Linked DNA regions of Homo sapiens: region 2 is linked to region 1. A link is a loop called in an ENCODE intact Hi-C map of the cell type or tissue named here. Cell type or tissue: endothelial cell of umbilical vein. All regions are shown on one strand. Each heading gives the region's core, and the rest is flanking DNA. Links, peaks and the distances in the headings are about the cores only.

The links. Hi-C counts contacts between places; a loop is a spot of excess contacts. Peaks named below come from ENCODE experiments on the same cell type or tissue, not always from the same donor. Only the 100,000 strongest peaks of a DNase experiment are listed, where the experiment ranks them.
Region 2: it touches region 1 in a loop (13-fold over the local background); 1 of 110 quality-filtered maps calls a loop at or near these places.

The regions. Positions count from the first base shown.
Region 1 is chr11:60,299,577-60,315,524 of GRCh38, reverse strand. It overlaps MS4A4A (membrane spanning 4-domains A4A), which reads right to left. Exons shown (of 7, transcript NM_148975.3): 4 at 14,468-14,524; 5 at 12,808-12,966; 6 at 9,324-9,425; 7 at 6,555-7,418. The coding sequence ends at 7,347. Among named protein-coding and RNA genes, the nearest start is that of MS4A6E, 20 kb to the left of the region's middle. In endothelial cell of umbilical vein, for the core only: no CTCF peak of the experiment used is centred there; no DNase peak of the experiment used is centred there; H3K27ac peaks cover 585 bases.
Region 2 is chr11:61,144,400-61,160,347 of GRCh38, reverse strand. All of the region lies in intron 1 of VPS37C (VPS37C subunit of ESCRT-I), which reads left to right. Among named protein-coding and RNA genes, the nearest start is that of VPS37C, 9.1 kb to the left of the region's middle. In endothelial cell of umbilical vein, for the core only: no CTCF peak of the experiment used is centred there; a DNase peak (open chromatin) is centred at 10,547.

The DNA.
Region 1 (15,948 bases), core at 6,851-9,350:
AATATATATAAATTTATATGTAATATGCAAGTTATTTAAATATATTTTCAAATAATATACAAACATATATATTCCATACACATGTGTGTTTGTGTATATATATTTGCATATATGTCATTTAGGCCATTTAGCAACCCTGTTATGGGCACAGTTTCTGTGGCTTCAGAGTTAGAGGTAAAACGGGAATGCTTTCAGTATTCTCTAAATATGGGAGAGAATACTAAGTAGAAAAAAAACAAGACAAAAGAATCAGTTACTGAAAGTAATTGACAAGGGTTGAAGCATTTTGCTGCTGGCTTAAGGGGAAAAGAACCCCCCTAGATGATAGCTGGCTTATACAGCACTGTGAGGTTCCTGAGCCCCATCCAGACTGTGACTCTCCTCCTTTTGATGTCCAGCCCCTCCTGGCCAAGCTGAAAGCATGCATTCAAGAGATGGGAGCAAGTTACAGGCTATATCTGGTTAAGCTGTACCTGGAGTCTGAGAAGGATTAAAACAAGCGGTCTTGACCTTTTATTAAAAGAAAAATACCACCTTTTGCTGAAATTGATGATAGAAAGATCCAGAGGGGAAACCACAAAGAACTTTCTGAACTGCTTCCTCTGCTGGAAAGAGTGTACTTATTGAAGACAAATTTTTTTTAAATCTAGTGTTATCAGCCTCACACAGTTACTCGAAAGTACTTAAGTTCCTGGGAATCATATGAGCAGTAGCAATCTGAACAAACCTTAGTCAGTAAAAAAACAAATTGCTGATCTTGAGGAGATTCAAACAGGAAAACAAATGCATCATCAGCTCTGTTCAAACCATATCTCAAATTTAGTTGTTTTTTGTTTTTCTATCCACCAGGCAATCAAAAGGAAGTTACTTTACACATCATTTCTGTGTTTTCCTACAGTAAACTCAAAATTCAAACTGAGAGACATATTTTAATAAATTCAAAGATTTAAATATTTTCCCTGGAATTTGTATAGCTTTGTCTCATTGTGTTTCCTATATTTATGTTGTGTGAAAACAAAACTTTTGAGTGTATATTAAAACTGTCTGGATATTACTATATAAAACATTGCAAAATAACACAAATTAATTTAAATAAAAAATAATTGCAACATGCTAGTGTCTTTTAATAGTTGCTTCTTATGAAACCCAATTAAGGTGACTAAAATATCAGCATATGAAAAGGACAATACTTCAATTTTCTGCTTGAATATTTTAAATTATAAGTATTAATTTTATTAAGTTACATATGTTGACATGCTTAAATCGATTTTAAATATAAACAAATGAAATAAAAATGCTAACATCTGTGTTCATGAGCTTTTTTTTTGAGATGGAGTCTCACTCTGTGGCCCAGGCTGGAATGCAGTGGCATAATCTTGGCTCGCTACAACCTCCTCCTCCCGGGTTCAAGCAATTCTCCTGCCAAGCCTCCCAAGTAGCTGGGATTACAGGCGCGCACCACCATGCTCAACTAAGTTTTGTATTTTTTAGTAGAGACGAGGTTTCACCATGTTGGTCAGGCTGGTCTTGAACTCCTGACCTGAAGTGATCCGCCCCCCTCGACTTCCCAAAGTGCTGGAATTACAGGCGTGAGCCACCATGCCCAGCCTATGATCATCTTTTTAAAGTTGAAACTCAGCTCTTCCAATTATGATAGAACCAGACTTAATCTTCCACTCTGGTCAGTTAGAAAACTGCGCTGGTCACAGTGGCCCATACCTTTGATCCCAGCACTTTGGGAGGCTGAAGTTGGAGAATCCCTTGAGCTCAGTATTTTGAGGCTGCAGTGAGCTATGATTGCACCATTGCACTCAAACCTGGGTGTTAGAGTTAGAGCTTGTCTCAAAAATTTTTTTATATCATAAATAAAACCGGAAAAAAATTAAGCACAACTGCTTCCAGACATTGGGAAACAGTGCCGGACTTTCAACACTGAAAAAATGAAAACAAATGTGAATATAATAATTGCTCTGGTTTTCTGCATGAAGAAACTTTCCAGACCATGGTCAGGGAGAGGGATCCATTCTGATATTGCCAAATTCAGAAGACAAAAACCAGAATTTGAGGGCAGTGAGACAGCTATAATTAGTGAGAAGAGAACCATAAAGGGGATAGCTATGCAGAGACAGAGGTCCAGAAATCTGCAGGGAAGTATTCTAAATTTGTTTTCTAACACTAAGCTGTGCATTTACGGAGTTCAAGACTAGCCTGGTTAACATGGTGAAACCCCATCTCTACTAAAAGAATGCAAAAAATTAGCCTAGCGTGGTGGCGTGTGCCTGTAATCCCAGGTACCTGGAGGCTGAGGTGAGAGAATCACTTGAACCCAGGAGGTGTAGGGGTTGTAGTAAGCCAAGATTACACCATTGCGCTACAGCCTGGGTGACAGAGCGAGACTCCATCTCAAAAAAATATAAATAAATAAAAATAATAAATAAATAAAGGAAAAGGTATATTCTGTTAATGGATTAGAAAACTCAATATTGTTAAGTTGGCAATTTTCCCTTATAGACCTATAGACTCAATACCTTCTTAATCAAAATCCAAGAAGGTCTTTTTGGATTGCATAAAGTTGACGAAGTAATTCCAAAATGTACATGAAATAATTAAAGACTTTGACTAAATCAATTTTGTTAATGAAGAAAAATAATATGAGACATATGCTACCTGATTTCAAGACCTACCATAAAGCTATCATACATTTTAATGATGAAGATTCATAATAAGATACAAAATGAAGATACAGGAAATTTCTAGTCAAGTATTAAGATAAAATGCATCTATTACTTCAGCAGCCACAGCAGTGGGCTTCAACTCTTTATTTCCTTCCTTCTGGTTTAATTCATGTTTTTATTAAAGATAAAAGTATGTCTCTCTTGAAATCCTTTCCATAGAGTATTGCAAGTTTATGGGATCAGGACTCAGAATCAGGAAAAGTAAGAGTTGTGGAAAATGGCAAATTTTAAAAATAGTTAATTTAAGATAAACTACAGATTTCTAATGGTCAGTGGGAACACCCGAGATGATTCTTCCCCAAATTGTTCCATGCTCTATAATCCAATTTACTGAGTAATGTAAGTGTAACACATCACTGTTAGAACTGTTGATTTGCCTCTAACTTTGCATACAGTATTATCATTTTACAACCTCAAATGTAAAAATACCTATTATAACTGTTATAACAATGAGCCCTTTGAGACTTCTCTTACATTTACGAGTGGGTTTAATTTGATTTTATAAATATAAATTACTTTTAATAGTTGGATGCATGTTTTCTCAATAGATAGCAGTTTTTGTAGCAATGCTGATTATAGTACACTTACCAGTTGCTTATTATTGATCGCCCGTTTCTTTATCATTGACTGAAAAAATACACAAGCCTCAATATTCTTTAATCTTTAATTATCCTTACTTTTCTTATAATCTTTGATATTTAGGACTGGTAGAGAAGAGAAATTAGATTTTAGAGGAGAAAGGGGACAGAAATATTTGATAACACAAATTTAACTTAGCGTGAAGCCTTCATTTTGCCTCAGTGAGTCTAAGACAAAAAAAAAACCCAAAAATACTGGATTCAAATTTTTTAAAAAAATCATTTTTAGTCACAGATATCTTGCATCTACCTGAAGAGCTTGGACTACTTATAGTTAGAAGTTATCAATAATATCACTTTATATACTCAAGACCTTATAACTTTTTTTTTCCAATTATTTACAAGGCGAAGTGCGGTCCCAAGATGCTTCCCTCAATGATGAGTTCAACTTTAACCATACCATCCCAACCGTATCAACCACTACTAAGGCAATTCTTGGCCCAACTTCAACCCAGCAGGGGAGCCTCTTGCAATCATTAAGCAGACAGGGAATCAAACTGGGCAACATGGTGAAACACTGTCTCTACAAAAAATAGAAAAAGTAGCTGGGTGTGGTGGTGCACACCTGTAGTCCCATTTACTTAGGAGGCTGAGGTGGGAGGATGGCTTAAGTCCAGGAGGCAGAGGTTCTAATGCACTCCAGCCTGTGCAACAGAGCCAGACCCTCTCTCAAAAAAAAAAACAAAAACCTATGAAACAATAATTATTTTTATTGTAAAAGTAGCAAAAGGAGACAAAGTCTCATGGACATTTTCCTACTGCTTTCTAATCACATATAGATAAAACCAAGAATAACCAAATGAAGAATAAATTTCAAATCACATGACATGAAACAAGTGCAGGTAGTCTTGTCTAAAAGTTGGAATCATAATATCTTGCACTAATAGCACAAAATATTTGCATGAACTTTTTACAACTAAAAATGCACTAATCTTAGGTTGCTTATGTAAGTGTTAAAAAAATTATGTATGCACTAATTATCACCAAGAGAAGGCACTCTCTTACCATTTTAAACAATCTCAAAGCAATATATCAGGATATAAGTCAGGATATTTTAAAAATCCAAGAAACAACAAAGAATCACGTGATGTAAGGACTATGTAGGATTTATATGAGCTTTGGCTTTTATTCTGAATTAGAGAGGAAGCCGTTGAAGGATTTTGCCCAGTTATTGCACTATCTGAATAAATCTCTTTCCTTGTCTTTATATATTTAAAACCCCAGGGGTTGGGCCAACTCCGGGTAAAACTTGACTTGGAGACTCAAAAGAATTACATTAGGGTCTGATCGTTCACTTGGAACTTCTCAGTTCTGCTTTTGTCTGTGAGCATCTGTCTGTCACGGGGCTGCTGATGGCAGCAAACTTACGTCCTCACAGCTCCAAACCCAACAGGAAAGAGGAAAGATGGGGAGACCATTTCTTGGTCAGTGAAGTGAAAATGATGAGATTAATTTTGATTGGAAATGTGTCAGTCATTCACACAATTGTTTTTTCCTAGGTCACAAGGCTACCAAAGAACTTCACTCTAGCTGAGTTGATGTAATTCTGCCACTTCCCAGATGTAGGACACAGGTCAACTCCTGAAATTGGGGGTTGGGTGAGCTCCACCCTTGTACATAAATTAAGAGTTAGATAATGGTGATTTTTTGGAGGAAATCAGGCCATCATTATCAGAACAAATGGGGAATAAATGCCGAGTACAAAATCTGCCAAGTATTAATACAATATTGAAGAAATAAAACAAGTAGGATATCAGTACATACACAATAATTAAAAGATTGGAATTAGGTACATACATAGACCAATATCTCTTTATGACATGGTAAAATATTAACAGTTGGCCGGGCGCGGGGGCTCACGCCTGTAATCCCAGCACTTTGGGAGGCCGAGGCGGGCGGATCACGAGGTCAGGAGATCGAGACACCATCCTGGCTAACACGGTGAAACCCCGTCTCTACTAAAAATATAAAAAATTAGCCGGGCGCGGTGGCGGGCGCTTGTATACAGTCCCAGCTACTCGGGAGGCTGAGGCAGGAGAATGGCGTGAACCGGGGAGGCAGAGCTTGCAGTGAGCCGACATAGCGCCACTGCACTCCAGCCTGGGCGACAGAGCGAGACTCCGTCTCAAAAAAAAAAAAAAAAAAAATTCAAAAAAAAAAAGAAAGAAAAGCAATAGTATTAAGTTCTATTTGGTGGTTCTTGCTAATTACCTTCCAACTTTCAACCAAGAAGATAGAATGTCTTAACTGACTTTTACCACACCTTATCCATCCCTGGAGCTGGAGAAAGTAGACAGGTTAGCACTGATAGAAGGAGGGACTTACATTCCCATGAAAAGCGTGCATGGAGAAAGGTGGATACAATAGATATGTGAGTGTAGGGCAGAATGAGAAATCTAGAAATACTATATACTGAATTGGAAAATACGAATATCCGTGCAAATTCAATAATTTTTATCTTATCATAATGAAAATATCACTTCCTCAAAAAAAAAACTTTCCTGGGTACATTCTAATGACTCATCTCTCACCACCACTACAGCAGCCACTCTCTAGCACATTAATTCTTCCAGTTAGCTTCTAACAACATATAAAAAGGTTTTGATTGTTTATATGTTAATCTATGTCCTGTCCCATAAAAGTTTTAACCTACAAGAGAGGAAGGATGTTCTCTCTCTTATTCACCACTATTATCTTATATATATAAGATATTATCTCTCTTACCACTATTTTCTTATATGCTTAAAACAATGTCTGCCTCATTACAGATACTTTACAGATATATGCTGAATAAAATGATAAATTGATATATATATCTAATACATATCTATTTACATATATACATGTATATATATTAATTAAAACTTTCGTGGCTCCATATGTACCAGTCAGAGTCCTGGTTTTTCTACCTTTGTTATACCAAGTAATTATCATAGGTGTATGGGCCAGACAATATTATTACTACCTTCCTAAAAAGAAATATGAAGCACAGAGAAATTTTGTGGCATCTTCATAGCTACATAAGTAGTAAACAACAAAGATGGGATAGCAAGATGAAAACCCAGGGTTGTCTGTTTAGAAAACCCACATTATTTACCACCATACTGTATTTTTGACATCAACGCTTAGTCTCTTTCCACCATATTGCATCTGAAAAGGAAGTAGGTAGCACATGAAAGTATTGCTTCTAATTTGATTTATTTTTGCTCTGCAATAAAAACAAACGTATTTAACAAATACCATATGTTGCACATTTCCATATATGATTAAGATATAATTATGCCCAGTAGAAGGTGGGAGAAGGGAAAGGAAGAAGATGAAATAGAAAATATAAGTTGAATCTGATGCTTAATATGATTTTTACTCCATGTATACTTTTACTCAAATGATAGCTCGTGCACATGCAAGGACGGGCTGTGCTACTTCAAGGTACTTTCTATGGGGAAAGAAAAGCAGGAGAAGGAAAAAGGGAGGGGGAGATGGCCATGCATCTCCACTTCCTGAAGGAAAAAGCACTTTGGTCCCCATAGGTAGGAGAAAAAAAAAGTTAAATAAATGGGAGGGAAGTATGTGTTTTGCATGGAGGCCTCATTTTAACAATATCTTTTTTTTGCTCTTCTGCTTCCAAACCTTATTTGCCAATGTAATGCCTTTATATAAAGTTCTTATGATGAATGAAAAACTTTCAAGTGCTGTTGCCTCATTAAATGCATTATTTATTAATTTAACTTCTAGTACTCTCGATAAAGAGCCAGTGAAATGAGTTATTGAGTTCCAGGGAAAAAAATGAGAACATAATTTTGAATTTATTATCTCTCTATACACACACAGTTCATAATTGGATTACATATAATAATAATATCAACAAGTCTATCAGTATCGAAGTTGGATACTGGTAATTTCTCATGTGAGGCTCTTGTGTCACAGTCAGCATAGATTTCTGGAGCATTTGTCTGTTGATCTTTTGGTGGCCTCAAACCTCATTAAGTGGTGTGGGAGATGCTGTTTCTGCCATGTGAGAATGTGATGGCAGAATTAACACAACCTGTGAAACAATCAGAATGCCAAAGGTGAGTCACCCAAATCACCTCAGAGTGCCCCTTTCCTGCCCACATAAAGTCATCATTATCAGAGTTTACTCTTTTCTTCTCTGATTCATTCTCAAGATCAAGTATGTGGGGTTTCTCAGTCACTCTCTTGATCAGGCCTGATTTAGGACACAACATTCAGTGATAGCTCTTGACCTGAGCTGCTGATGACCACTGCTCTGGTCTCGCAAGTGGATCAATATTACGTGTGGATGACAGTGCACAGTACGTTGGGTAAACCAAGGTGTTATGAAAAATATGGGGCTCTTCTTCCAAACCAGGTTGTTCATGCTGATGACATCAACATACCCAAATCATGATTTGCTAGTTATGAATAATACATTGCAAAAACCACACTGGCCCACACATCACAAAACTAAGAAGAGTTCTGGTTATTCTTCCACAAAGTCAGTGTGACATAGGGTTGGTGGAAGAACAGGAAGAGATAGAGACCTAGCTATCATATGCCCCAAAACCACTGCTTTTCTGAATTCACATCAGGAGATTAGAAAACAACATTCCCCAGCACCTATGCTAAGAGCTGAAGGGAACACAAGCTTAAATATTATGACATGAAACTTACGAAAGAGTTTGCCTCCATGTCCAAACGTTTCACTCAATGAAAATAAAAAGCTTTACTCAATGAAATTATAAAATCATTGGTAATTGCTGAGAATCTCTCCCTTCTCAGGTTTTACAATGCAAAAACCCACTATTAGAGTTAATGTGCTATAGTCAATCTCTCTTCTGTGAGGAAGGGCTGTGGGGGAGTGGGATGTGGAACCCCCACTCTTCTGTGAGGAAGGCCTGGGAACCTCAAAAGAAGACAAAGAGGTGCAAAATGATGGAGAAGGGCACCAGAAGAACCGTCTCATCAAACTATGATTATTTTATTATTTGGCTGTTGGTTTTGTCTGCCTGTGGGCCTTTGGGTAATGAAGCTAATGAGTAGCTGTTGGGGTTTTACTATCCATTTCCTCATTCTGGAACCTTCAACTCTTGGAGGATATCCCTCCCCATTCTTCCTAGAGCTTCTTTCTTGGTCTCTTCTTTCCTTCCATTCCCTGCTTTCCTCTCTCTGTGTGACATTCTTTGGGTTTAGCTGCCAGGAGCAGCATCAGCTGCAGGTCTCAGGGTAAAAGAGTGGGCAGGTGGGCACAGACTGATAGAGAAGTCTGAGATCATGATATTTCATGGAAATATACCAGGAAAAGTTGTTGTAATAGGATAATGGAATAAAATAAAATACTTTTTGGGGACCTCTTCATTGTGAAATATCCTCATATCTGGATTCAGAGGTTATGCACTTCGAGGGAGAAAGGAAGGGGAAAAAGAGCTTTTATGTAGCTACTGTGCGAGGCAGAGTTCTAAGGTGACACTCACTGAACCCTTGTGATTCCCTTCTCTCAAGTGTGGATGGAACCTGTGTATAGGATGAGATACAAGTCCTGTGTGTAGGTACTAACTAGTTGACTTTCAGTTTATCAAGAAAGGCATTATTCTGAATGGACCTCATCCGTTCATGTGAACCCTTTGTGAGAGGATTAAAGCATTAGCAACCGGCTGATTTCAAAGATAAAATACATTGTCATGAGTTCTCCAACTGAGAGGAAATGAATTCCACCACATTAGTATGGAAGAGAATCAGAAGCTCCAAGCAAGGCCACAGCCCCAGCCAACTCCCTGATGACAGCCTTGTAAGATCCTGAGTCAAGGACATACTTCAGCTGGGCTCAGACTCTTGAACCATGGAAACTGAGAGATAATGAATGTGTTCTGTGTTAAGACTCTAAGTGTGTGTAATCGATTACACAGCAATAGAAAACTAATACAGTCATCTTCAAATGAAGGCCAATACTCACCCCACCAGGGGTACAACAGAGCACTTTACATCCAAAGGCAGAGAGGGACACAGCAATGCAGAATTCCAGCACACTTAGGAGGAGCACCATGCCATCCAGACCCTAGGAGAAAACTCATAACAAAGGAATGTGAGAAATGGAGATGACAAGTGAAAACATTTCCCAGTAACCACAATGTCATAAGAGAAAAAGCACTGGCTGGGAGTCAGGAAACCTGCCTCCCAATGGCAGCCATACCCTTGACCAATTCTTGATCTGCTGAAGTAGCTTCTCACTTTTTTCACTGATAAAATAATCACAGACATTTATTCCCTAGTTCAGCACCTCCCAGTGCTATTGTGGGCATGGAAGATGAAAGTGCTTTAAAAAGTTAGGAAGGTAGTATAAAGATAATTGTCATCATATCCTATTGAGTACTAGAAACTCATATCATTGAGAAAATACTATGATTCCATATCTTAGTAATTGTAAGCAGAGAATCTAATCCTCAGCTTCTGGAGATTAGAATGCAGACCTCCCTGGGGGACCATTGTTCTTTTTGAACAGCGAAAAGGATTAAATTTGCAGATGAAATTAAGATTGCTTATTAGCTGATATAAGAGAATTTTCCTGGATTATTCAGGTGGGTTCAAAATAACCATAAAATCCATATAAGTGGAAGCAAGAGCCAGAATAGAGTTCAAGAGAGATTTGAAGATGCTACATCGCTTGATTTGAAGGTAGAAGATGGGATGACAAACCAAGCAACATAGGCAGCCTAAAGAAGCCAGAAAAGGCAATAAAACTTTTTGTTGCCTAAGCCTTCAGAAAGGAGTATGGCCTTGCCAACACTCTGATTTTAGCCTAGTGAGACCCACTTGGAACTTCTAACCTCCAGAAACATAAGATAACCAAACTGTGTTGTCTTAAGACACTAAATTTGTAGTAATTTGTTACAGTAACAATAAGAAGCTAATACAACAATGAACATCAAGTAGGTCAGTCTTTAATCCATCTGCCCAGAGCACTGGCTTTAGGGCTAGTCTTCAGCCAAGAAACATGGTCAAAATTTGGAAAACATTGGGCAGTACACTTATTTCTATTAATTTTCCCCCGGATTGATGCAGGGATTATCTGGTTTAAATATTCTCTCTTTTTCTCTCCATGGTTAGGGATAGTCCCTCTGTTGCAGAAGAGCCAATAGACCAAGAGCTCAGGATATGAGTGAGGCAGACTTAAGGAGACCTTGAGAATATTTGCATTCATTGCTTATTTATTTTCTTGTGCCTTCAACAGCTGTAGTGGCCTCTGTGTTTCCAACATTGTTGTAGGCACAGAAGATAGAGCAGCAAACAAAACAGACAATTCCCCTGTCTTCAAGGATTTTACCATCTAGAAGTGTAGACTAGAAGACGGCAAGCTTTCTGTAAAGGCCAGATAATGTACATTTTAGATTTTGCCGACCATAAGGTCTCTGTCACACATACTCAAACCTGCTGTTATAACACGAAAGCAGCACTCCACAATATGTAAACAAATGGGCTTCGTTGTATTTCAATTAAACTTTATTTATGAAACTTTATTTACAAAAACAGGTACAGGGCTGGGCCTCCAAAAAAAGGTAGCATGTATATAGACCTGTGGACTGATTGTGCAGGTGCCCAGGCAAGAATAGAACCATTACTTCAAATCCCAGGAAGCCCTTATGGAGGTCCTCTGCTATAAGAACAGGCATAAAGATGTTCACACAATTAACAGGAATTCATCATGGACTCTGGGAAAGGTGATTGAGATGAATGGAGGACCAGCTATGTAATTTAGATTCTCTTGTTTAAAATTTTTAAAAACAATTTTAAGATAGCAACAGCAGAGCATTAGATCAAGCACAGGGCTCTTTTAACTGTGAAGTCCTGAGTAACTGCACAGGTCCCATGCCCACGAAATCAGCCCTATCAAGTTGGCCAATTCCAGATTTTGTCTCTATCATTGTGCCCTTAAAATCTACCAATGAAGAGAACTTCGTAAACTAAAAGTAAGGTCCTTCTGCAGGATACAAATAGCAAATAATAGGGGAATTAGAGACAAGAAATTGTAGAATCTAATCTTCCTTTTGCCAGTTTCTAACTGAAAGACCTTGAAAGAATTTGTCAAATTCTCTATAGAAGCTTTTTCTTATTTTGAGCGAGTGGCAAGAAGTAAAATTGCTTACTATAAAAAGCAATAGAAATCTCAAGGGAAGTAAATTAGTTTAGCAAAGACACCTCAAGGGGTTATTTTGGTGTGATTATATAGCCCACAAAACTATGTAGAATTAGCTAGGAATGAAGTAAACAGAATGCAACTGATTCTGCTTAGTAAGTTAGGAAGAATGTTGGGTTTCCACGTTTACATAAGCGAAGAACGTGGTAAGGAAGAGAACTAAGCAGCAAGGTGAAAGGCTGAAAGTTCATATAGAGGGAAAGTAACAAAAAATTTGCAGGTGTTCAAAATGACCAATAGGCTTTCTCTTTTTTTTGAGATGCAGTCTCGCTCTGTTGCCCAGGCTGGAGTGCAATGTGTCCATCTCGGCTCACTGCAACCTCCGCCTCCCAGCTTCAAGCAATTCTCCTGCCTCAGCCCCCCGAGTAGCTGGGATCACAGGCACGTGCCATCATGCCTGGCTAATTTTTGTATTTTTAGTAGAGACGGGGCTTCATCATGTTGGCCAGGCTGGTCTTGAACTCCTGACCTCAGGTGACCCACCCACCTCATCTTCCCAAAGTGCTGGGATTACAGGCGTGAGCCACTGCGCCCTGCCAGGCTTTTTAATAATAAAGATTTAATTGTGCATTTTAGTCTGCTGTGATGTGCTGCAATAACTTTTCCTCCCCACAATTACCCAATGGCCCAAAATATCAAGAAGTTTTACTACCTACAAAATATTGTGTAGGTGGCATTTTCAGAATAAAGCAATTAGGATAGCATTAAGATAAGAACAATTGGTACAAAAAAGTAGTAAAAGTCATAATGAAGACTGAGATTTATCAGGAGCTAGATGTTGAGGATAAAAGTGGTTAACCTTGCAAGAACATCCAAAGATGTTGGAAAGGATACTGAGCTACTCACCACTTGTAAAATACTGTTCAAGACAATTTTACTTCATTATTAGAGAATAGGGACTGACATCAGGGCCCCATTTTTAGAGGGGATAACAGTACGTACTGCATCAATGTTTTAAAATTAAACAGAAAAATGTATACAAAATACCCAGCACAGTAACTATTAATGAGTAGGTATTCTATAACTATAAGCTTTCTTCCCATTTTGCCTCATGATATATAGAAGAATAAAGACAGAGATGAGACATGTACCTAACTCCTAAATGAAAGATTATTCTATTTCTCAATCACTCCAACTTCCCAAAGTCATTCATCAATTAGGGAATATTAATTATTGTCTTTGCCAGAGCCAGCACTCCCCAAACTTGCTTCTATAATAATATCCCCTGAAAAGAGGCAGTACCAACCATTAAGATGGACATAGTCCCATGACAATTATTTGAGTTGCCATAGTAGTTACAGTAAGGGTGATGGAATGAATAAAACGCCAAGCTAAATGTGTTGATTAAGATCCCTGATGCAGCCAGTACAGAGCTGGTGATATTCATTCCTAGACTACCTCGGACCTAGAAAGGAATGAAAATCAATTAAACAATCCAACAACATCCTCAGATATATCTCCATGAATCACTTTACACCCACCATCTCTTTCTTACTGCCATCTATCATTATCTTGATTATTTCAATAGTCTTCTAACTTGTCTTGTGGTTTCAACTCTAATCTCTTGGCAAAACACAAACATGATCTCATTATTCCGCAGCTTCAATTCTTCAGATGATTCCCGTGGGCACATAATATAATCTCCAAATCTCTTTAGCAGGGTTTTCAATGTCCTTCACACTTTAGCTGGACAGCCCTGTCTGTGTCCTTCCCTGCCACTCCTTGCTTCTGATGCCTGATTTCTTATCATTTTTCTAAATGCTGTTTGCCTGTCATGCCTCTATACCTTTTGTATATTATCTCTCTCAGCAGTATATTCTTTTCTGTACGTTCTCTTCTCATGGATAAAGGTAAGGAGGCTTTTAATAAGAACTAAAATTGCTGACTGGGCGCAGTGGCTCATGCCTGTAATCCCAGCATTTTGGGAGGCCGAAGCGGGGTGGATAATCTGAGGTCAGGAGTTTGAGACCAGTCTGACCAACATGGAGAAACCCTATCTCTACTAAAAATACAAAAATTAGCTGGGCGTGGTGGCACATGCCTGTGATCCCAGCTACTCGGGAGGCTAAGGCAGGAGAATCACTTGAACCTGAGAAGCGGAGGTTGCGGTGAGCCGAGATCACGCCATTGCACTCCAGCCTGGGTAATAAGAGTGAAACTCTGTCTCAAAAAACCAAAAACCAAAAACCAGAAAAAAAACAAACAAAAAAGAACTAAACTTGCACAGCAAAGTGTGAGGAGTATGAGTAATGTGGCTGCAGCCGGAGGGGACACTAGGGAGTTGGGTTAGGCCAGATTTGGAAAACCCATATTGATCATGCTCCAGAATTTGATATTTATCTTTTGAACAAAGAAAACTCAAATATGGACTTTAACTAGAAAAAAACATTTATTCAGATATGGACTTTCGCATTGTATTGGCTTTATGAAAGGCATCTTGGCATGAGAATTACATTTTAAATTTGCTTCTTATGTAATAACCTTATTGTGAATTTCTTTTATTGAAAACTCAAAATCCTTTCTGGACACAGTTGGAGTCTACATTATAATCAATGGGTCAGTAAATATTACACAACACCAATGCTTGGTGTCACTATCATGGGCTGACTCATGCTGCAGGGTTTTGTTGGAGCGGTCCCACTTGATATTTCTTCTCAATAATTCTCTATATCTTCAAAAAGATTCCCTCCACAAGCGTAAGATTCCCTACCTTGCCAAAATATCCAGTCCTATGTCAGCAATTAGCCTGACTGCAGTTTTTGAAAGACAGATTCTAGTAGGTAAAATGCACAATCGCTCCTGATTTTTTACAAACAAAGAAACAAAACCTGTTTTACACCCTGGCAGAATACATTTTTTATTAATCCTTCCTTTTTTTGATACCAAAAAAAGAAAATATTACTCACCAGGCCTTTTGTAGTTCTAATTCCTGCTGCAATTGACAAGGATCCTGAAATAATAAACTAAAAATGAGAGAAAAAATGAAGGTAAAAAACTTTAAGCCAGTATTGGGAGTCATAACTTACTAAACTTAATTCTAAATTAGATAGATATGTTAATCAGACCAATTATCTTAAAGAAAACCACAAAGGTTTGCACATTATTTTCCCTTTTCCCAGAAAGAACAGAGAAATAATACCAGATAAATCCATGGGAGAATTTATCAAGTTTTTCAAATATCTAACTGAAATGATATTAAAACTGTTTGAGGGCACTAAAAGATAGTTTCCAAACTCCTGATACAAAGTAATTCTTACATGGTACCAAAATTGATGACTATATTTAAACAAAAAATACACTAAAATTATTCTCATTTAGAATTTTTTTTTTTTTTTTTTTTTTTTTTTTGAGACGGAGTCTCGCTCTGTCGCCCAGGCTGGAGTGCAGTGGGGCAATCTCGGCTCACTGCAAGCTCCGCCTCCCGGGTTCACGCCATTCTCCTGCCTCAGCCTCCCGAGTAGCTGGGACTACAGGAGCCCGCCACTACGCTGGGCTAATTTTTTGTGTTTTTAGTAGAGACGGGGTTTCACCGTGTTAGCCAGGATGGTCTTGATCTCCTGACCTCGTGATCCGCCCGCCTCGGCCTCCCAAAGTGCTGGGATTACAGGCGTGAGCCACTGCGCCCGGCCAATATTTTTAAACTTATAAGCAAAATAGTAGCAAAAAAATGTAAATTCCCAATTAGATGATGACTAGAATATAGTAGTTCATTTGATTCCATCAATAGGCAATTATTTTTCATTTAGCTAAAATAACTAGTCAAGTTGGTTAGACTCTCTATCTTTTAATATTCAATTGTTGGAGTTTTTAATTTGCTTTTCAAATTTGATTTCAGATGATTCAAAGATTATATCATAATATAAAAAATACAGAACTAATAAAAAAGCTCAATAAATTTATTTAACTTCCAAATACCCAGACATAGAGATGATTCATGATATCTAAATCACCACTGGAATAAAACCACTAGAGGGAATCACCCATCATATGATATAAAATACATCATGAACATTTGGGATGTTCCTTCAGCTCTACAAACATTTTTTAATATTGAAATATTCTAATTTACACAATTAATGAATTTAAGAAAAAAATTACATGCTTATTGCTATTCATGTTTACAGTGTTGATAGGCTAGGACATTTAATACAATTCAACATTATTAGTAACTGCAACATTACTGGTAAAATATAAAGAATTATTGGCAGGGCGTGGTGGCACACGCTTGTAATCCCAGCACTTTGGGAGGCTGAGGCGGGTGGATCACGAGACCAGGAGATCGAGACCACAGTGAAACCCCGTCTGTACTAAAAATACAAAAAAATTAGCCGGGTGTGGTGGCGGGTGCCTGTAGTTCCAGCTACTTGGGAGGCTGAGGCAGGAGAAT
Region 2 (15,948 bases), core at 9,037-11,536, 840 kb before region 1:
CCAAAGCTGCAACCCTGCAGACACCTGAACTCTGTAGTTCCGGGTGGGATCGGGGACTGTTGCAATGAAAATACTGGACGCTAAACTGAGTCTTTGTTCTTTGCGGTCATAGTGCCCAGAAAAGCCTTTTACCTAGATTATCTTGGAAATGTGGTTCCGTGCCTTTGTAATTTCCATTAAGTAGAACATTTTCATTGTAGACTTTCTGAGCAGTTTCTGGCCGCTGTTTTGCAGGTAGCAATAGCTGTGATTTGTTGCTTGGCTTCATATGCTGGGCACTGTTCTAGGGCTTTCTGAACATACCGAATTTTGCGAACATGTCCAAATAGGTGATGATCCCGTTTTACAGATGAAGTGAGTTGCGGAGATGTTAGATAACCTGGCTAGTGTCACACAGCCAGTAAGTGGCCAAGTTTGGATTTTTTTTTTTTTTTTTTTTTTTTTTTGAGACGGAGTCTTGATCTGTCGCCCAGGCTGGAGTGAAGTGGTGTGATCTCAGCTCACTGCAACCTCCGCCCCCTGGTTCAAGCGATTCTCCTGCCTCAGCCTCCCAAGTAGCTGGGATTATAGGTGCCCACCACCACGCCCGGCTAATTTTTGTATTTTTTATTTATTTATTTATTTATTTTTTTTTGAGACGGAGTCTCGCTCTGTCGCCCAGGCTGGAGTGCAGTGGCGGGATCTCGGCTCACTGCAAGCAATTTTTGTATTTTTTAGTAGAGACGGGGTTTCACCATGTTGGCCAGGCTGGTCTCGAACTCCTGAGCTCAGGTGATCCACCCGCTTTGGCCTCCCAAAGTGCTAGGATTACAGGTGTGAGCCACTGCGTCTGGCCACAAGTGAGATTTGTAACCCATCAGTCTTATTTCGAAGTTAATGTGCTTTTAACTCTGTGATACTGCCTCTCAGACCGTTTAGTTTCCCAAAGGTGCTGGACCTTAAGAATAATTTCTGATGCTTGTTAAAAATACAGAGCTCCACCTCTAGAGATTCTTGGGCTATTGTCTGGAGGAGGGCCCAGAAATCTATTAACAAATGCACTGGGTGATTCTTACGGTAAGGCAAGTTTGGGAAACACTGCCTTTAAGAACTTTGTAGATTTGCTGGGCCACTGGTAGCTTGGAAGTGACATTATTCCTGAGGATTCTTGTTTTCTTTTTGTTTATTGCTTTGAAATTTGTTAATTTGCCCTTAAAAAGCCTTTGGGTTAACTAGCCATATGAATCATTTCTGGACACTCTTGGCCAGTAATAGTAGGGGTTTTCCAGGCTGACAAAATTAGATCACTCAAGACCTGATTTAATGGATTTAGCTCTTTTAATCCAGCTGGATCTCTGTTGTGTGGAAATTCTGTTAGAAGTGTCCTTGAAGGATGTGGCGTTTCCACAAGGTTTTGGTCTGTTCCCAGGTGCTTACCGAATGACAGAGAGGTGTCTAATGGCAGCACTGTCTGAGGTTTTGCTAGCTGTAAAGGCATGTTTACTTAGTAGGTGCTCCTTCCAATTCATATCTCACCTCTTTATCTTCCTTTACTGGTTTATGTGAAAGACTTAAGCAAATATCAAACAGGTTTGTCTTGATTTAGCTGGGGCTGACAAGTAGGACCCCTGGGGCTTAGGATGGGCTGGAGAGGAGAGAGAGTCTCCCCAGTGAACCTCAAACAGATAGCTCAGGCAGGTAGGCCCTACCTTTGAAGACCTGTTAGTATTTTTAGTTCCGCTGATTTATCTGGTCCCACCTCAAGCAGGATTACAACTAGTCACGGATAAAGTCAGCATTATAGGATTACTTTATTCTCCTATCTGGTAAACACTGATTTCTAATTTATTTTCTTTTAAATAGAGAACATACTTCTCTATTAAATTTGCTGAGACTTCTTCTGTGGTCTGTCTTGGTAAATGTTCTGTGAGCACTTGAGAAGATTGCATCTTCTGCTATTGCCGGGTCAAGTGTTCTATAACTTTCAATTCAGGCAGGTTGGCTTGTAATGTTCAAGTCTTCTGTGTCCTTACTGATTTTTGGTCTTCCGTTCTTTCAGTTATTGAGAGAGGGACATTGACACTTCTGATTGTAATTGTGGATTCGTCCATTTCCCCTTGTAGTTTTATCAATTTGTGTTTCACATGTTTTGAAGCTCTGCTGTTAATTGCATAAACCTTTATGAGTATTATATTCCGTGTATGAATTGACCTTCTTTATTGTATTGCATTAGTCTGTTTTGCATTGCTATAAAGGAATACCTGAAGCTGGATAATTTATAAAGAAAAGAGATTCATTTGGCTCACGGTTCTACAGGCTGTACAAGAAGCATAGTACCAGCATCTGCTTCTGGTGAGGACTCAGGAAGCTTTTACTCGTCTCAGAAGGTGAAAGGGGAACAGGTGTGTCACACAGCCACAGAGGGAGCAAGAGAGATGCCAGGCCCTTTTAAGCAGCCAGCTCTCATGTGAACTAAGAGAGCAAGAGCTCATTACTGTGGGAGGGCACCAAGCCATTCATGAGGGATCTGTCCTGTGACCTAAACATGTCTCACTAGGCCCTACCTCCAACATTGGAAATCAAATTTTAACGGATTTGGAGGAGACAAATATCCAAGCTGTATCATTGATCATGAAAAGACCCTTTTAGCCCCCGGAAATAGTCTTTGCTCTGAAATCTACTTTGTCTGATATTAGTATAGCTAATTCAGCTTTAAAAAAATAGTGTTAGGAATTGATTTCCAGAGTATGTAAAGAACTTCTACTACCCAACAACAAAAAACAACCCGATTCAAAAGTGGGTGAAGGACTTGAATAGATATTTCTTCAAAGAAGATACACAAATGACCAATAAGCACATGAAAAGATGCTCAACATCACTAGTCATTATGGAATGCAAATCAATACCACAGTGAGCTACCACTTCACCCATTAGGATGGCTATTGAAAAAAAACAACAACAGTAAATAATAAGTGTTGACAAGGATGTAGAGAAATTGAAACGCTTGTGCTTTTCTGGTGGGAATGTAAAATGGTATAGCCAGTGGCAAATAGTATGGCAGTTCCTCAAAAAATTAAACATAGAATTGCCATATCATCTAGCAATTCCACTTCTGGGTATATACGAAAATAAGGGAAAGCAGACACTTGAACAAGTATTTGTATACCCATGTTTGTAGCAGCATTATTTACAATAGCCAAAAAGTTGGGAGCCATTCAAGCGTCCATGGACAGGTGAATGGATAAACAAAATGTGTTATATGTATTAGATAGAATATTATTCAGTCTTAAAAAGGAAAGAACGTTTGATACATCCTGTAATACAGGTGAACCTTGAAGACATTATCCTAAGTGAAACCTGCCAGTCACAAAAGAACAAATATTGTTGGATTCCTCTTACATGAGGTTCCTAGAGTAGTCCAATTCGTAGAGACAGAAAGTGGAATGGTGGTTGCCAGAAGACGGGAGAAAAGGAGAATGGGAAGTTAGTGCTTAATGGGTGCAGAATTTCAGTTTAGGGTGATGAAAATCTTCTGGAGAGGAATGGTGGTGATGGTTGTATGACAAAGTAAATGTACTTAATGTGAAAGAACTGTATACTTAAAAATGATTAAAATGGTAAATTTTGTTACGTATAAAACAGTTTTTAAAAATAGAGGATTTAAAAATTACGGTATATCTCTTAAAAAGTTTTTTACTTCTAAACAATTTGTGTCTTTATATTGAAAGTGGGCTTCTTGTAGGCAGCATATAGATGGGTGGTGTTTTTGTTTTTGTTTTTTTTTGAGACAGAGTCTCCTTCTGTTGCCCAGGCTGGAGTACAGTGGTGTGATCTTGACTCACTGCAACTGCCTCCTCCTGGGTTCAAATGATTCTCATGCCTCAGCTTCCTGAGAGCTGGGATTACAGGCGTGTGCCTACCATGCCCAGCTAATTTTTTGGTATTTTTAGTAGAGACGGGATTTCACCATGTTGGCTAGGCTGGTCTTGAACTCCTGACCTTAAGTTATCTACCCACCCCTCCCAAAGTGCTGGGTTTACAGGCGTGAACAACTGCACCTGGCCGGGGGTTGCTTTTTAATCCAATCTCACAAGCTGCATTTTAATTGGGGTGTTAAGACTATTTAGATTTAATGTGGTTATTGATATGGTTGAGTTTAAATCTACCTTCTTGCTATTTGTTTTCAATTTGTCCCATGTGCTTTGTTCCCTTTTTCCTTTTTTATGACTTCTTTGGGATCGAATAATTTTTATGATTCCACTTTGTTTCCTTTGTTGGTTCATTAATTCGAACACTTTTTAGTGGTTGCTTTAAGGTATATAGTATGCATCTTTAATTTGCTACAGCCTATCTTCAAGCGATATTATACCACTTTAGTGTAAGAATCTTGCAATAGTTTACTTTCATTTCCTTCCTCCTGGACTTTGTATTGTTGTCACCTGTTTTACTTCTACACGTGCCATAAATCCCACAACACATTGTTATTTTTGCTTTAAATAGTCAATTATTTTTTAAGGAGATGAAAATGTAAAGTTCTTTTATATTTACTTGTTCGTTTAACATTTTTGGTGCTCTTTATTCCTTCATGTAGATCCACATTTCTATCTTGTTTCATGTTCCTTCTGACTTGAGGACATCCTTTTAACATTTCTTGTGGTGCTGGTCTGTTAGTGATGGATTCTTTCAGCTTTTGGGTGTCTAGAGAAGTCTTTATTTTGGCTTTGTTTTTGGAAGGCATTTTCCCTGTATAGAATTCTGGATTAACTATTTTTTTTTTCAGTGCTTTAAAGATGTTCCAGTGTCTTTTGCTTGCATTGTTTCATATCAGTAGTCTGCTATTTTTCTTTCCTTTTTTCTTCTTGCTTTTTAAGAGGCAGAATCTCACTCTGTCATCCAGGCCAGAGTGCAGTGGCGTGATCATAGCTCACTGTGGCCTCAAACTTCTGGGCTCAAGTGATCCTCCCACCTCAGGGTCCCTAGTAGCTAAGACTACAGGTGTGTATCACCATGCCTGGGTAGTTGTTTTTTAATGATTATTCTTTATTTTTGTAGAGATAGGGTCTTGCTATGTTGCTCAGGCTGGTCTTGACTTCCTGGCCTCAAGTGATCCTACGGCATCAGCTTCCCAAAGTGATGAGATTACAAGCATGAGCCACCACACCTGGTCTGTTTATTTTTATTTTTTGCTCTTCTGTTTGTAATGTATCTTTTCTCCTTATAACTGCTTTTCTTTCTCCCTGTCCCCCCGCCTTTTTTTTTTTTTTGGAGACAGAGTCTCACTCTGTCATCCAGGCCAGAGTGCAGTGGCGTGATCATAGCTCACTGCAGCTTCAAACTTCTGGGCTCGAGGGATCCTCCCACTTCAGCCTCCCAAGTAGTTGGGACCACAGGTGTGTGCCACCATGCCAGGCAAATTTTTTATTTTTTGTAGAGACAGGGTCTCACTATGTTGCCCAGGGTGGTCGAAAACTCCTGGGCTCAAGCGATCCTCCCACCTCGGCCTTCCAAAGTGCTGAGATTGCAGGTGTGAGCCACTGTGCCTGGCCCTAACTGCTTTTCTAACTGAGTTTAAACAATGTAATGATGATGTGCTTTTGTGTAGTGTAATTTTCTTTGTGTGTTTTGTGCTTGGGTTCATTGAGTTTTTTGGATTTGTGGGTTTATAGCTTTCATCAGATTTGGAAATTTTTCAGTCAGTAACTCTGCAAATATTTTTTTTATTCCCTTTTCTCTTTCCTCTCTTTCGGGGACTCCAGTTACATGTATGTAAGGGTGCTAGAGGTTGCTCCATAGCTCTCTGATCATTCATTTTTCCCAGTAGTCCCTTTTTCTTTTCTCTCTGTGGTTTGTTCTGGTTAGTTTCTATTGCTCTTTCTTCAAATTCACTGGTCTCTTCTGCATTGTCTAATCTGCTGATATTACCTTTCAGTATACTTTTTATCACAGACATTGTAGTTTTCATCTCTAGAAGTTTGATTTGGGTCTTTTAAATATCTTCCCTGTCTCTAACATGCTTAATCTTTCTTTTAGCTTCTTGAACATATGGAATATAGTTTTAGGAACTGTTTTAATGTCCTTGCCTACTAATTCCATTATCTGTGTATTTTTTGGGTCTGTTTCTATTGCTTCCCTCATTATGAGTCTTATTTTCTTGATTCTTTGTATGTCTGGTAATTTTTATTGTATATCAGATGTTGTGAATTTTACCTTGTGGGGTGCTGGATATTTTTGTATTTCTAGAAATGTTCCTGGCATTGTTTTAGGACACTGTTAAGTTACTTGGGAACAGTTTGATTCTTTAAAGCTGCTCTCAAGGTTTGTTAGTTGGAATCAGAACAGCCTTAGGCCCAGGCCTGATTTTTCCTCACTACCAAGGCAATTCTGTCCTTAGTGCTTTACCAATGTCCTGTGAATGATGAGGTTTTTCCACTGTGGCTGGTGGGCACGCAAGACTATTTCTGTTTCAGTTTGAGCTCCAAGGATTGTTGCCTTGGACTGGTATAGATCAGTACCAGCTGAGAACTGGAGGGGGACCCTCTGTAGGTTTCTGGGTTCTCTGTGTGGCCCTTTCCTCTCTGGTACTCTGCCCTGTGAACTCTGGCTACCCTGGCCTCCCTGGAGTGTGAATTCCTCTCCTCCACTGCCTGTGTCTTGGGCCCGGAGTCCCTCTAGGAGTAACTTGGAGCAGCTATAGCACTCACCTTGGTTGTTTCCCACTGTCAGGGGTCTGTGCTGTCTGATGTCCAGTGTTTACAAACTATCATTTTATGTGTTTTGTTTGGCTTTGTCTGGCTTTTTAGTTTTTTGTGGCAGGAGAATAAATCTAGTGCCTCTCCCTCCACATTAGCCAAAAGTGGAAGTCCCTGTCCAGTCAGCATTCCTTGGATGCCTGGTGTATTAGTCCGTTTTTTCACACTGCTATAATAAAAAGAACTGCCCAAGACTGGGTAACTAATAAAGGAAAGAGGTTTAATTGACTCACACTTCTGCATGTTTGGGAGGCCTCAGGAAAGTTACAATCATGGCAGAAGGTGAAGTGCGTTCGTCTTAATGGCGGCAGGTGAGACAGTGTCTGTAGGATAAACTGTCAAACACTTATAAAACCATCATAGCTCATGAGACCTCATTCACTGTCACGAGAACAGCATGGGGGAACCGCCCCCATGATCTAATCACCTCCCACTAGGTCCCTCCCTCCACCTGTGGGGATTATGAGGATTACAATTCAAGATGAGATTTGGGCAGGGGCACCGAGCCAAACCATATCACCTTATATGTGCCCAGTGTTGACCTAGGCGCTGGGATGCAGAAACAAACACGACATGGGCTGTGCCCTTGGGGAGCTCACACTCTTGCTGGAGAAGCATGCTGATTCCTAAATAAGAAATGCTATGTGCTGTGTACAGAGTACCATGGAAGGCAGGATGAACTCTTTGGGAGGAAGAAGCAAGGAAAGCTTTAGAGAGTTGCTGGCTTTTGAGGGATGGAGCAGGCATTTTCTACATGGGGAAAGTGTAGGAAAGAGTATTCCAGGCAGAGTGGAGAGCAAGAGCAAAGGCGGAGAAGCCTGTGCTGCGAATTCCTTGCCGGGCAGGATCCCTGTCTTACTGCTGTTTAGAGATCAATATATGTCAAGTGACTGGAAGTGTGGTTTTTGTTCTGGGACTAGTAGGTAGAACAGAAAGAGTTGGGATGGAGTGAGCAACCCATGGAGAAATAGAGGCTCGGGGTCAGCTGATACAAGGCGTTGTATACCAAGCTGAGGAGCACAAGATTTGGAACATAATACCAAATGCTGGGGAGCCATGGGAGGGCCATGGGAGCTCTGATAGTGTTCTCTCGAGGTTACTGGGGGGTGTAGAAGAGGGCTGGAGAGGGCCAAGGCGGGCTTAGGGCAGACTTTCTGTACAAGGATGAAAATGAGTCCAGAGCTCAGTGTGGTCATGGATACAGCTTTGCCACCCTTTGTTTGATAATGGCCTTCGTGGATTCCTGCCTGAGTCAAGAATTGATTTGAGAAGGCCCTGGCTTGGTTTCTCTTTTTCTGTGGCTATACCTGTCTGCCTGTGGATGATTCCACTGGACCCGGAAGTTCTGGGTCTGGCTTATCACTGGCAGGGGTAGGGTCTGCAGCTGCCCCACTTTATGTCAGCGTAGGATGGCCAAACCTCAGTGAGTACAGCGGTCTTATCATCTTGGGCTTTGAACAGACACACCTTGCATGACCGGTGCACACTCCTGGATGTTTGTCCTTTGCCTTGACCTTCCTCTTGATCCCTCCTTAAAGGGACAGTTAAATCCACTTGCTCAGCTTGCTCTGTGCAGATTAGAAGTGGGCTGGGGGAGGATGGACAGCTGCAGATTGAAATCCTTTCCGAGTCATCTGAACAGTAGGGACAAAGGAGATACAAGTGGAAGTTGGTGTGAAGTCAGTATGTTTTCCTTTTCAAGTCAGTCATGGGCCAAAGAAAGAAGAGGCCTTGCCGAGTGGCTTGGCTTTACTGTCAGAAAGTTTCAAAAACCGGCTACCTATTAAATCACCTGTTTCTTGGCCGTCATTTTGATTGACGCTGAATGCTGTTGGTCTGATTACATCCAGCCTTTGGAGTTATGTTCCTCTGTTGACTGATGCCAGCTCTGGAGGAATCTTAAATTCTCTGTCCTGCGTTGACACGGGAAGTGCTTGAGTTGCAGAAGTAAGAATGGGCTGAGTGTCTGCCCTCAGCCACAGTGATAGAAATCACGAGCGACTGTTTATTGATCCCTGCCTGAGAGCCAGACTTTAGACTTTCTAGGCATGAAACTCAATTCCTCCTTACAAAAGCTCCATCTTATAGAAGACACTGAGGCACAGAGATTTTAAATTACCCACCCAAGGTCTCCCCAGACAGTAAGCAAGAGTGCAGGGCTGTCTGCCTTACAGATTCAGAGCCTTTAATCCCTGGGTCTCCCCTGCAGAGCTGAGTTTCAAAGGAGGCACTGCTCCTGTGCTGCCGGGGCTCCTGGGCCGGTACATCTGTTTGGACTTTAGTCTGAGGGCTGGTGAAGGAGAGTAGTTACCACTTTAGTATTTGTTAGGACAGCATCATGCTGGGTTCTGAACAAGATAGAACAGATCCTACTCTTCAGGGGTCTAGTTGAAGATATCCGTACCGATGACCATTGATGAAGTTGGTCCCCAGAGCCAGGCCTGGTGTTCTGTGGATGTAGATAGACTTGATCGAGGCAGCCGAGCACAGTGAGGCGCGTGGGCCGTGAAGCTGGACGGGCTCTGTTGCAGTTCAGGCTCTGCGTTTCCTCCCTGGGAAACTGTGGGCAGGCACAGAACTTCAGTTTTCTCCTATTTAAAATGAGAAAAGCCTGAGGATGGACAGCAGCTTAGGAGCGGTGAGGATTACCTTAGTTGCTGTGTACGGAACACCCGGGCCAGCCTCTGGACTGTGAGCAGCCTCTAAACCTCAGACGCAGGGCCTGTCACAGTTCCTGACACTGATGGAACAGTGAGGCTCTGGAGGGCAACTGGGCAGGAGGCGGTAAGGCCTGGTTTGATGACTCCCCACACTCTACGCTGCTGGCAAGACATCACAGCTGAAAGGGAGTGGAGGAGGGGACCAGGGGAGGGGCTGGTGAGGGTTGGGAGCAGCGGGGTAGGGGGTTAGGGCGGTGGTCTCAGGGGCCAACTCTAGGTCAAGGGGGAAACTGAGCTGTGAGAACAGGGCTCCCCCCGACCTGTTTGCCCAGAGCATATGTGTTGTGAAGTGTTCTGTGCAGTAGGGTTTGGATTAAATGTTCTGTTTGGAAAAAAAAAAAACAAAACTCCTTTGAAAAAGGTTGAAAGTGACAGGATTAGGCCAAACTGGGCAAATGGGCAGAGGAGGGAGGTGTCTTGTCCAGACTGGTTAGGCTACTTGACCCCTCCCGCCGCCACCCATTGACAGGTGGGGGCGGTGAGGGGAGGAGGGGGGCAAGACAGCCAGCCTTAGGGAAGCAGCATGATAGGACACATTCATCCGGGGAGCCTGGTGGGATGGTTGTGAGAAAGAGACCCTGGAGATGGGAAGACTAGTTTGCAGCCTGCATAGGGCAGGGATGGGTGTGTGTGAGAGCCTTTGGAACACTGACTAGCTAAAACTTGGTGATTGGACATCAGGGGTGGGGGGGACCCACATGTCTGAGCTGACCTGGAAGTCAGGGCCAGGAGCTGAAGTCACTGATAGAAACGGAAGCTGGGGGGAAAGTCTGGTTGAAGAGTGAGAGGAGTGGAGATCTAGGAATGCTGGAATGCAGGTGTGTGTGGAGGTTCAGCAGGTTCGGGAGGAGTCCCTTTAGGGGACGGACTGGGTCAGCAAAGCCAAGCCAGCGACCTAGGGGGCAGGGTGTGAGTGCTGGGCTCTGCAGCCTGCCGCGTGCTGATAGAGCCTCCCAGCCGGCTGAGTGGCTTAATTTCCTGAAGTCTTCTGCCACTCTGGGTGCCTCCCACCATTTGGCACAGTGAATGGGCTTATTATTCTTGAGTCTTCTCACTTGACGGCCCTGCCTCTGGACAAAGGGGGGTCAGATGGAGTTTTTCAGTGGATTGAGGAGCATTCAGTTGTTATGTAAATATTTATGTAAAGATGACAGTTTCCTTCATGAAGCAATTTCCCTATGAGAGATTGTACATTCCCCCTATGTATGCTTATGTTTGAGGACTCTTGTCTAGATTGGTTTGGAGCTTGTTTGGAGCCACATCCTTTGCTTCCGTCCAGGATCAGCTCTTTCAGAGTCCTCTGGTTCTAGACCTAGCTGGCCGCCTGGCACAGTTGACAGGCAGCATTTCCTAACAATAAGTTGTGAGGGAGTGGGAATTAATACTGCCTGGTGCCAGACCTGCTGCTTGGTGGTCTTGTTTAATTCTCATTTAATCCTTACAACCCCATGATGTTGGTAGTATTAGCCCCATTTTACAAATGAGAAACAGAGAAAGGCTGAATAATGTGCCCATGGTGATATAGCTAGTGAAAGGTCAGGATGGGATTGAAATCTAGGAGTTTTTATCTCCAAAGCCTCTTCACTTAGTCTTTTTTGTTTGTTTGTTTACTTTGAGATGGAGTCTCGCTCTGTCGCCGAGGCTGGGATGCAGTGGCGCGATCTCGGCTCACTGCAAGCTCCGTCTCCTGGGTTCACGCCATTCTCCTGCCTCAGCCTCCTGAGTAGCTGGGACTACAGGCGTGTGCCACCACGCCCAGCTAACTTTTTTGTATTTTTAGTAGATAAATATGGGGTTTCACCATGTTAGCTAGGATGGTCTTGATCTCCTGACCTCGTGGTCCGCCCGCCTTGGCCTCCCAAAGTGCTGGGATTACAGGCGTGAGCCACCGCGCCTGGCCCCTCTTCACGTAGTCTTAACTATTTATCCCTGGTGGGTGGGAGGAATCTCCAACCCCAACCCAGCCCCAACCCCAGCAATTCCTTAGAAAGGATGAAAGCCATCTGGGGGCAGTGGCACAGGCCTGGACTCCCAGCTACTTGGGAAGTGAGGTGGATTGCTTGAGCCCAAGAGTTTGAGGCTGTGAAGTGAGCTACTTTTGCGTCCCTGCACTCTAGCCTGGGCAACAGAGTGACAGAGCGAGTCCTTCATCTCTTAAAAGAAAAAAAAGAAAACTAAAAACGCAAAAAAATGAAAACTAAAAACGCCTTCCTCTCCATGGTTTACACTGTAACTTTTCCACTTGTGGGGAAAGTCAGTTCAGTGCTGCTTTGGATCAGGTGAGAAGAACTTGATGATTTGATTTTTTTTTTTTTTTTTTTAACCTCCTGTGGGAAGTCAGGAAACAAAAGAGTCTGGTACTTGGACGCACAGCTGGAATCATTCCGGGAAAAGAAAACCAGATTAGGCCTGCAAATATTTCCTCATTCAGCAGCATGATTAGGAAGGTTTCTAAGGCAACAGCAGGTGTTTCTGACATACGGGGTAAGATGGGGCCAGTTCCTTTTTAACATGTGCAGGTTGGACTTTGCAAGTTGCCCTGGTAACAGCTTCTTCTGGTACCATAGGTGGATGTGGGGAATTTGTAAGAAACCAAGGGACGTCACAGCTCTTCTTGCAGTGTGATTTCGGGCTAGAGGTCACTGGCAAGTAAGTGTTGTCTGGTAAGGCGAGGGGAGTGCTGGGAGCCGTGCTTCAGCTCCCAGGTGCTGGAGCTGGTGGAGGCTGGAATCCTCCTGCACGATCTCAGCAGCCATTTCACTTGACACAAGATTGCAGCCCAGGGGTTGCAGGAGTAACGCCAGGAGGTGGAATAATTTATATTTGTTCAGTGCTCAGGAGTTTGCAAAGCTCTTTTTGGGCTGTTCGCTTATCTGAGCCACACAGCAACCCCTAAGGTGGGATTATCATCATGGTGCCCCATTAAGGAAACCAAGGTTAAAGGACTTGATTAAGGTCACACAGTTAAAGAGCTGTGGAGCCAAAGCACAAACTCAAGGCATCTGTTTTCAAATTCCATGTCTGCACAGGACAGAATTCTGTCCAGACACACAATCTGGGGGGAGAGTTGGCATGAACCACTTAGCGGCAAGGGGTGAGGGGCAGTGCAAGTTGTCTCTAGGGCTGGCATGCCACACTCTCATCTCAGTGCCCTCACTGTCTAGAAAATGCTGCATTTTGCAGTCCAGCTTTTTTTTTTTTGTTGAAGGTTATCCTTGGAAAGGATCTCTGATCAGTGGAAACGATTTGTTTTTGAGCTGATTAGCTTGTTGAGGAAAACCATCATTGCATGACTTTTTTTTTCCCCGATAAAAACAGATCTGGAAGGCTGCCCCAAGTTTGAACCCTCCCCAGAGTTCCCCTTCCACCCCGGTCTGCTAGGAAGTTCTGTGGCCTCCTTGCTGGGGACGTGGCGCTGCCTTTGGCGTAAATCCACTGGCCCTGTGCTATCTTTTACCAGATCGTGTACCCTGTGCTCAAGACCTGTGGGATCGATTTAGTCAAGATATAAAGTAATGGAAAGAAGTTGAGACCAGAGATCAAAGCAACAGGTGCCAGTTGGCTGGTCCGGCTGCACCCAGAAATGCTGCTTCCTTGGTTCTGATAGCAAAGCTCCAGCGAGTTCAGCCTGTGCCCCCACCCCAACCTCCTTTCAGTGCATTGTGGCAAATGGTGGGGCTCCAGGATTCTTGTGGGATGTCTTTATCACCTCTCCCCTCTGCCCCACCCCCTTTTCTGTGATCTGTACCCTTGCACTTGTCTCCCATAGAGGATATGGCATCAATTCAGGTCACACCTGAATTGTGGGTTTTGATGGCCCACCCAGTTTCTCACAACTTTGAGTTGAAATTTAAAAATGGGAAGATGCACCTAGATGTAGATTTCTGGCTTCCCTTTGGAGAGCTGATGGGTCTGGGAAAGCTGGCAAGGCTGCAGGAGGGGCCTAGAATCACCAGGGCCGCTTTCCAGCCATACACACTCTGCCTGTCGCTTGGCCTCCTACTACCAGCCTGGCCTTTGTAGGCCACTGGGGTTGGGACCTCTGGTGGGGGTGAAAACTGCAGAGAGACAACTTTAAAAAGCAAAAGGAAAAAACAAAAGCAAGTGTTCTTCCTTCTCAGGGGCTGGTAGTGAGGAACCAGGGGCACTGTTCCTCTTCTCTGTGCAAGGAACGCAGACTGGCTCACGCATAGCTTTCTCACCTTGTTCCCTCCCAGCCAGATCACTTTCGAGTTGATGATATCACCCCAGAAAAGGTGTTTTCTGCTGTACCTGTGAACCTGTGCAGCCGCCTGCCCCGCAGCCCTCCCTCCTCCTCCCCTCCCAGCCCCTTGGATCTGCAGTGGCTCCCGCCTGGGCTGTGCTGCTCCTGGCATGGCATGCGCAGGCCCCTGTGGCCAAGCTTTCCAGGCCCACAGAGCGGCCCATCTCTCCTCCTCACTCTGTTGGTCTCTGCCTCTGTTACGCTGCTCTCATCTGTATTCATGATGAATTATTGTGAGTATTTTTGACTTTTTAAAATGAAACTGAGTTACTTGAGAGTTAGGATCAGCTCTTACCTGTGAATGCCATGTCTGGCTCATAGTAAGAACCCCCCAAATATTTGCTCACATCCTGCTGCCCCCATTTATCCTTCCTCCTTTGATGTGGGTCTCACAGTATTCTTGGCAAATGCAATTGCTTCATAAGTATTGATTCATTAAGGGAGTGGAGAAATGCGAGCAGGCGGGGGTAAGGGGAAGAATGCCCGTTCTCTGTCCCCACGTCTTCAGTGACTTGTTCTCTCCTTCCTGTCTCCATCACTTTTTGGGCAAACGTTATTGTGAGCTATCTGACAGCCAGTCTGCTGGGCTTGGGTTGACGAAGATGAGTGAGACATTCTCCTTGTCTTCAAGGGGTCGATTTATTCTCACCCTCAACAACTCCCTACTCGTGCGCAGCAAACCCTGGGGGTCACTAGAGCAGTGCTGCATCCTCCCGGGCATCTTGGCAGGGGGAGGGGCTCTGGGCCAGGGCTCTGGTACTGAGGGGCCCAGGTAGTTGGACTCGTCACACCCTCCAGAAACAAAAGCCCATGGACTCTGGGTCCCCGAAGGACATCTCAGGAACCCCCTAGTTCTCTACTTTGAGACATATGCGGTGGCTGGGGTCACTCTGAGAAGTGTCACTTTGGACTTGTCCCTTGCGTTGGGTGATGGAGTCAGACACCACCAGCAGTGGATGACCAAGCTTCAAGGGCACCTTCTTAGCAGCTCTGTGGGCTGTGGGCAAAAGAGTTTCCTGTTCTCCCTTCTCCATATTAGGGACCCAGGGAAGTGCTTGCTGCTTCCAGCCTCGCTGATGGCTCTGAGGAGCAGGTGATGGCTGTGGCATTGGTGAGAGAAAGGGACCTGTCATTTCCAGGGGTGGGTGATGCTGTGGTAAACCCCACAAGGTGGCACTTGCCTGCCCAGCCTGAGATGCTGTATGAGGGCGGTGAGGTGGGCGTCCCCAACCCGGAGGCAGGGACAGGGAGGGATGGGATAATTGGCGTGCTTGCGTGGGCTCCTAATCTCTGGATCTCGGGCCTTATGGCTAAACACCTTATCCTCACTGCACCCCTCTGATGGGCCTGCCGAGCAGGTGGGGCAAAGATGTTGGTGAGATGAAAACACCCGCACAGTGGGGCAGTGTCCTTCCTGCTTCTTTCTGGGATTCATTTTATCTCTGAAATAGGAGGCACTTAAGCTCATGCTGGCTTTACATACTAGAGAGGTTATGTAAATTAACGGGAGAGTTTACAGAGGGCTTTGATCTCTTTATTTATTGTTTCAATTAAAGACCAGTGTGATAGTACAGAGGGCTTTGATTTCAGAAGAAAAGAGCCATGTAAGGGTTTGTTTGCCCATTTTACAGATAAGGAAAGTTGAGTCCCAAAACGAACATCTGGCCTCCAGCTATTTGGCAAAGTTGGGAGTAAGGTCCTGAGCACTCCTCATTTGGGACATGTTTGTCTGGCACATGCCAGCAGTGCCTTCTGAAATGGGAGCCCCATGAGCAGAGGAGGTAGCAGCTTGGTGGAGGCCTCCGGTCTCCTTCCCAGACTCAGCCTCCGTGTAGGGGGGACTCCTGGCCCGTTAGAAGCTTGACATCGTGGCAGGCACTGTTTTCACATGAATCTCCCCTGCCGAGCTGGCCAGAGCTTGGGCACTCGTCTCATGAGCTGTGGCCGTGACGTTCCGCCTCTTGGTCTTGACCGTATGTGACGCTGCCTCCCTCTGTGATGTGCATTGTCACGTCACTGCAAATCTGAAGCCTAAATCCTGGCATGAAGACCCCTGTCTTGTGCACCTGGGTGTCACCTGTCCCGCCGTGCCCACACAGAGCCAAGCCTTAGGAAGTGCCCTTGGGGTCCTGGGGGGGCTCACCCTATAGAAAAAACACTGCCTGCGTTCTCCTCCTGCTTCTGCGGTGACTGGGTGACAAGGCCCTTCCTCCCCTGGGGTCTTTGCTTTTCCTCT